Regions from separate parts of the Homo sapiens genome. Here region 2 is linked to region 1. A link is a contact called in ENCODE Hi-C or POLR2A ChIA-PET data. All regions are on one chromosome and are shown on one strand. The core of a region is the stretch at or near the end of the contact, and the rest is flanking DNA. Distances in the headings are between cores, read along the strand shown.

What was found. A loop is a pair of places that touch in the nucleus more often than their neighbours do. ChIA-PET counts read pairs that join two places held with the same protein, here RNA polymerase II (POLR2A). Pooled maps may share reads with other maps.
Region 2: a map of natural killer cell shows a loop between it and region 1 (2.2-fold over the local background). The contact joins two enhancer-like sites. A Hi-C loop is called at or near these places in 2 of 168 maps with a recorded cell type or tissue (naive thymus-derived CD4-positive, alpha-beta T cell and natural killer cell) and 3 of 50 pooled maps. POLR2A ChIA-PET finds 5 or more read pairs at or near these places in 11 of 52 experiments (A673, CD4-positive, alpha-beta memory T cell, CD8-positive, alpha-beta memory T cell and 8 more).

What each region holds. Positions count from the first base shown.
Region 1 is chr3:136,689,796-136,693,132 of GRCh38, forward strand. The region is part of intron 1 of STAG1 (STAG1 cohesin complex component); the gene reads right to left. Among named protein-coding and RNA genes, the nearest start is that of STAG1, 61 kb to the right of the region's middle. Within about 2 kb of position 1,580, at least 2 of the 41 ENCODE cell types and tissues checked have a DNase peak (open chromatin) inside an H3K27ac peak, as active enhancers do.
Region 2 is chr3:136,727,463-136,730,799 of GRCh38, forward strand. The region is part of intron 1 of STAG1 (STAG1 cohesin complex component); the gene reads right to left. Among named protein-coding and RNA genes, the nearest start is that of STAG1, 23 kb to the right of the region's middle. Within about 2 kb of position 1,614, at least 5 of the 41 ENCODE cell types and tissues checked have a DNase peak (open chromatin) inside an H3K27ac peak, as active enhancers do.

The DNA of each region.
Region 1 (3,337 bases), core at 330-2,829:
TTTGGGAAGCCAAGGTGGGCGGATCATATGAAGTCAGAAGTTCCAAGACCAGCCTGGCCTAGATGGTAAAATCCCATCTCTACTAAAAATACAAAAATTAGCCAGGCGTGGTGGCGCATGCCTATAATCCCAGCTACTCAGGAGGCAGACAGGAGAATCAGTTGAACCTGGGAGGCAGAGGCTACAGTGAGCCAAGATAGCACCACCGCACTCTACCCTGAGCAACAGGGTGAGATTCTGTAACAAAAGAAAAAGCAAACCAAAAAAAAAAAAAAAAAAAAAAAGTAAAGAAAAGAGAGAAAAAAGTCTAAGAGTTAGTCTAACCCTGAATGTCCAGGAATTCTTTTAATAGTCAACACAGCTGGTGGCTGAATGACATCCAGTAAGTCTCGTACAAGGGTCAACTCCTCCAGTGGAAATAAGGAAACCAATTTGTTTTTGGCTTTTTTTGTTTGTTTTGAGAGAGAGTCTCACTCTGTTGCCCAGGCTGGAGTGCAGTGGCACAATCTCAGCACTTTGCAACCTCCACGTCCCGTGCTCAAGTGATTCTCCTGCCTCAGCCTCCCGAGTAGCTGGGACTACAGGCCCACGCCACCATGCCCAACTAATTTTTGTATTTTTAGTAGAGATGAGGTTTCACCATGTTGGGCAGGCTGGTCTCAAACTCCTGACCTCACATGATCTGCCCATCTGGGCCTCTCAAAGTGCTGGGATTACAGGCGTGAGCCACCGTACCCGGCCAAATCCTATTTGTTCCTATAACATTTTACAATCATGAGCAACCCCAAAGGCATATCTGCTATCTGTGTGTATATCACATATACACACACAATCATTAAGGTGGAGGGGTGTCTCATCAGAAGGAAGGGGTAAAAGAGTCACAGGAGTAAGACTGTTACATCAAGAAGAGTTCTGTGAGGAGGAAGAGTCAGCAAAAGAATTTCATAAGAGGTAAGATGACTGGCAAAGATGTGTTGTTATGATGTAAATTTAGAAGAGCTTTGATACTATGGGAAACAAAGGTGGTTAAGGGAGATACCATGATAATTTCTTTGGTGGATTTGACTAGTAGGGCAGTGGCTGGGATAGTTCTCGAATGGGGGATAATCTTTGAGCTACTGGATCTAGTTGCTGACTGCAATATCCAACGGGGCAATGTTATCTCGATTTTTCTGAGTCAGACATGCATTTTCTTTCTTTTCACAAAAAGAAAGACAGTTGGCTGGGCATGGTGGCTCAAGCCTGCAATCCCAACACTCTGGAAAGCCAAGGCGGGTGGAACACTTGAGCCCAGGAGTTCGAGACCAGCCTGGGACACATGGCAAAACCTCATCTCCACAAAAAATACAAAAAAAATTGTTTGGGCGCAGTGGCTCACGTCTGTAATCCCAGCACTTTGGGAGGCCAAGGCGGGCAGATCATGAGGTCAGGAGATCGAGACCATCCTGGCTGACACGGTGAAACCCCACCTCTACTAAAAATACAAAAAATTAGCTGGGCTTGGTGACAGACGCCTGTAGTCCCAGCTACTCGGGAGGCTGCGGCAGAAGAATGGCATGAACCAGGGAGGTGGAGCTTGCGGTGAGCCAAGACTGCACCACTGCACTCCAGCCTGGGTGACAGAGCGAGACTCTCAAAAAAAAAAAAAATTAGCTGGGCACAGTGGCACATTCCTACAGTCCCAGCTACTGGGGAGCCTGAGGTAAGAGCCTCACTTGAGCCTTAAGTAGGGCATGTAGAAGTTAAGCAATCAAAGAAAAGTTTGGTGTCCAGTAGTAGCTGGTGTGTCTGAGAAACCCTCAAAGCTGCCATTTCATTTCAGGTTTAGGGAAGTGCAGGATGTCCTGAATCCATTCAGCGTCCAAATGTAGTCTTGTTTCAAGAAATTAGATGGCCCAGATATTTAACTTGTGTCTTACTAGTTATAACTTTTCTTTAGAAATCTTATGACATTTCGCAGCTAGATGTTTTAATAAATCAACACCATCTTCCTTACAAGCCAGCTACAGGGAAGAGGAACTAAGTAGATCATCTACATATCATAGTAAGGACAAGTCCCGGGGAAAACTTCCATCTCCTAAATCAGGCTTCAGAACTTGAGAGAAATAGAAAGGACTTTCAGTACAGTCCTGAGGCATAAGTCTAAATGAACTATTGTCCTTCCCCAGTGAAGCAAATAGTTACTCACTGGTTTGAACAACAAGGATAATGAAGAAGGCACTGCAGAAGTCAATTACAGCCAGGGGCAGTGGCTCATGCCTGTAATCCCAGTACTTTGGGAGGCTGAGGCAGGCAGATCACCTGAGGTCAGGAGTTTGAGACCAGCCTGGCCAACATGATGAAACCCTGTCTCTACAAAAATAGAAAAATTAGCCGGGCATGATGGCAGGTGCCTGTAATACCAGCTACTCAGGAAGCTGAGGCAGGAGAATCGCTTAAAATCAGGAGGAAGAGGCTGCAGTGAGCCAAGATCGCACCATTGCACTCCAGCCTGGGTGACTAAGCAAGACTCCATCTCAAAAAAAAAAAAAAAAAAAAAAAAAAGTCAATTGCAGTGGGCCAGGCACAGTGGCTCATTCCTGTAATCCCAGCACTTTGGGAGGCCAAGGTGGGCAGATCACCTGAGGTCAAGAGTTCGAGACCAGCCTGCTTAACATGGTGAAACCCTACCTCTACTAAAAGTACAAAAATTAGCCAGGCGTGGTAGCAAATGCCTGTAATCCCAGCTACTCAAGAGGCTGAGGCAGAAGAATCACTTGAACCCAAGAGATGGTGGTTGCAGCAAGCCAAGATCGTGCCACTGCACTCTAGCCTGGGGAACAAAGCAAGACTCTGTCTCAAAAAAAAAAAAGTCAATTACAGTGAAAAATTTACTATCAGTTGATATGAAAGTAAGGTGTTCTAAACAAATCTCTACCCTCAACCATGAAGTTTTTTTTAATTGGGAGAATAGAAGTCTTATAGGGGCTGGTAAAAGGAATTATTAAACCTTCAGCTTTGTATTCCTTAATTATAGGTTTTCCAACTTGTAAGGCAGATTGGCTCAACAGATATTAGGCAAAAGCTTGGCTGGATCAATTTGGATTTCAATTAGGGATGTATTACACAAGCATCTGATGATGATGTGGCCCATAAAGAGACAGATGTATGTTTCAATAGGGAATTTTGGGAGCCAGCAGAGATGTCTTCGGTGTGTGGGACACCGTAATAGAAAAGCAGGGCATGACTGGAAGAGTCCAGTGAACTATCCAGTTTATCAAACTCTAAAATTATGTCTCCCTTTTAAGGAGAAAGAGATGTCATCATGATTTTATTTTTTGTTTTAAGTCTTGTCCCA
Region 2 (3,337 bases), core at 364-2,863, 38 kb after region 1:
AAAGCTTGTATTCAATAAATGATGGCTATGTATTTAAAGCACCAAAAATAATGCCTATAACAGATACTTGAGAAATGACAGTTCTCTCGCCCCTTTAATCTACCACCAGGTTGGCCTGAATATAGTTAAGGATGGAACTCTGTCTCTGAGAGATACTTTCCCCCTTTTGGGTCTCTAGGAACACAACATGCTAGGTGTAACAGGTTAGTTATTCAAATATGTTCTCTAGGGAAAGCGAAATATCCATTAACCAAAGCCAACTCATCACAAAATGACCTGAGAATTACATTTTGTTTCAGTAAGGAAAATAATCATATTATTATTAAATTTTAGAACCTAACTTTAACCTTTGGGAGGAAAAACATCTAGATTATTAACAATATCGGTGTTGGTTATTTAAAAATACCCACCATGGCCGGGAGCGGTGGCTCATGCCTGTAATCCTAGCACTTTGGGAGGCTGAGACGGGTAGATCACCTGAGGTCAAGAGTTTGAGACCAGCCTGGCCAACCTGGTGAAACCCCATCTCTACTAAAAATACAAAAAATTAGCCAGGTGTGGTGGTGGGCAGCTGTAATCCCAGTTACTCGGGAGGCTGAGACAGGGGAGCTGCTTGAACCTGGGAGGCGGAGGTTGCAGTAAGCCGAGGTTGCGCCATGCACTCCAGCCTGGGCAACAAGTGCGAAAGCCCATTTCAAAAAAAAAATCAAAAACAAAAAAACACCACACTGAATACAAGTTTACTTACACTAAATAGTAAATTGAGTCCATGATTAGAATCAAGTAACAAAGGGGAAATAAACTATAAAGTACCACAATACTTTTAGTTAATAATTAGAACAAAATTATTTATCTTAAATTCCTTTTAATGTCTTGTTTCTGAAAGCAGCATGTAAATGCATTTGTGGGTATGGGGAAAATGATAAAGAAGTATAAAGGGAGCATAAAGGAAGCCAGACTGCCAGAGTCTGAATCCCAGATCTTCTAATTACTACCTATATAACCTTTGGAAAGTCAACTAACTTCTCCGTGCCTCAGTTTTTTCATCTGTAAAGAGACTTAGCCCTACCCACCACATGGGGCTATTGTAGGGATTACATGAGTCAATATATACAATATGCTAAGAACAGTAGTTGGCATCTAACACATACTGTTAACTATTATTATATAATGTTATTATGTTCCTGTTAACTATTACTATATTACTTTCTCTTTCTGCATCATTGTGGTTAACAACTACCACACTGGATAGCACAAACAAAAAAATTTCCATCACTGCAGAAAGTTACATTAAACAGCACTATATCAAACTATAGGATAGTTAAAATGCCTGGTGAGATGATGCATATAATCCTCTTCCCTAATTTATTAGGAAGTGCTTAGTAAAAAGCACTCCTAAACCCTAAGTGTTTTTTAATCTAATACTTTGACATGTAACAACAAAGAACTTAGGTTTCATTTCTATTTAACAAAACAAATAAAGGAGGGATGGGAAAGAGAGACAGTCTCTTCTGTAAAGATTCTTTTGTTTTTTTTGAGACAGGATTTCACTCCTATTGCCCAGGCGAGAGTGAAAGGCACGATCTTGGCTCACCGCAGCCTCTGCCTCCCTGGCTCAAGGGATTCTCCTGACTCAGCTTCCAGAGTGGCTGGGACCACATATGCATGCCATCGTGCCTAGCTAATTTGCGTGTGTGTGGTTTTTTTGTTTTTGTTTTTGTTTTTTTGAGACAGGGTTTCACCATGTTGCCCAGGCTGGTCTCAAACTCCTGAGGTCAAGTGATCTGCCAGCCTCAGCCTCCCAAAGTGTTGGGATTACAAGAGTGAGCCACCACGCTCAGCCTAGACAAAGGGATTTATGAATTTAAAATTTCCTGTCTACCCTACATCAAGCTATCCACTAAACTCTCCCTCTTTGTGAATGGTACCATGCTTATAAGAGAATTAATTATATTCAAATACAATTATCAATATATTAAAGCAACTTAAAATATTGTAATATGATTCTTTAACACAGTAAATAAGATCTAGAGGTTAGTCTAACAATTACCCTAATTTTGAAGTACTGAAATTGTACTTTGAAATATCTACAACATCTGTAGTTTTCCTTTTTTTTTTTTTTTTTTTTTTGAGACAGAGCTGTGCTGTCACCCAGGCTGGAGTACAATGACATGATCTCGGCTCACTGAAACCTCCGCCTCCCAGTTTCAAGTGATTCTCCTGCCTCAGCCTCTCGAGTAGCTGGGATTACAGGCATGTGCCTCCACGCCCAGCTAATTTTTGTATTAACATTTTTAGTAGAGACAGGATTTTGCTATGTTGGCCAGGCTAGTCTTGAACTCCTAGCCTCAAGTGATCCACCCACCTCGCCCTCTCAAAGTGCTGAGATTACAGGCATGAGCCACCACGCCAGGCTTTTTTTTTTTTTTTTTTTTTTTTTTTTTGAGACAGAGTCTCGCTCTGTTGCCCGAGCTGGAGTGCAGTAGCGTGATCTCAGCTCACTGCAACCTCCGCCTCCCAGGTTCAAGCAATTCTCCTGCCTTGGCCTCCTGAGTAGCTGGGACTACAGACACGTGCCACTACGCCCGGCTAATTGTGGTTAAGAGACAGAGTCGCCCTCTGTCACCCAGGCCCTCTGTCACTGCAACCTCAAGTTCCTGGGCTCAGGCAATCCTCCCACCACAGCCTCTCAAGTAGCTGGGACTACAGGCCCACACCACCACACCCAATCTGTAATTTAATATGAAAATATTTCTAATTTCTGTTGGTGACAAAATAAGTATTGCTAACACAACTGTGATTTGTTGCCAACATTTGAAATTGAAGGAACTGCTAAATTTCAGTTATAGGTTAGTAAAAATAAAGATGTCATTATTTTGCCATCCAAATTCAAGAACCCAAGGTTTTTTGTTTTAATTGCTTAAGACATTAGACTTTAGAGTCACAAAAACCTGGACTCAACCACTTTCCAGCTATGTAACATTGGGAAAAGGTACTTAACCTCTCTACCTTGCCTGTGAAATAGGAATAATACCTACATAAAACTGCTGTGTTGTTTAATTATTATGCATGTAAGCTACTTGACACCATGTTTGATACATTTTCAATAAATATGTACACTATTATAATCAGAACTATATATAGTTCACAACTCTCACTGTGCATCAGAAACTCAGATTTGGGTTCAGCTGGTCTGGGACAAATCCCAGACACTGCTATAGTTTTAAAGCTGTCAGGTAATTCTAAGGTGCAGCCACTGGCCTAAGGACAAAGTTCAAACACTTTCCTTTGGCACTTCACTCTGCTCATGACTTACAGCTCTGTATTTTAATCACTC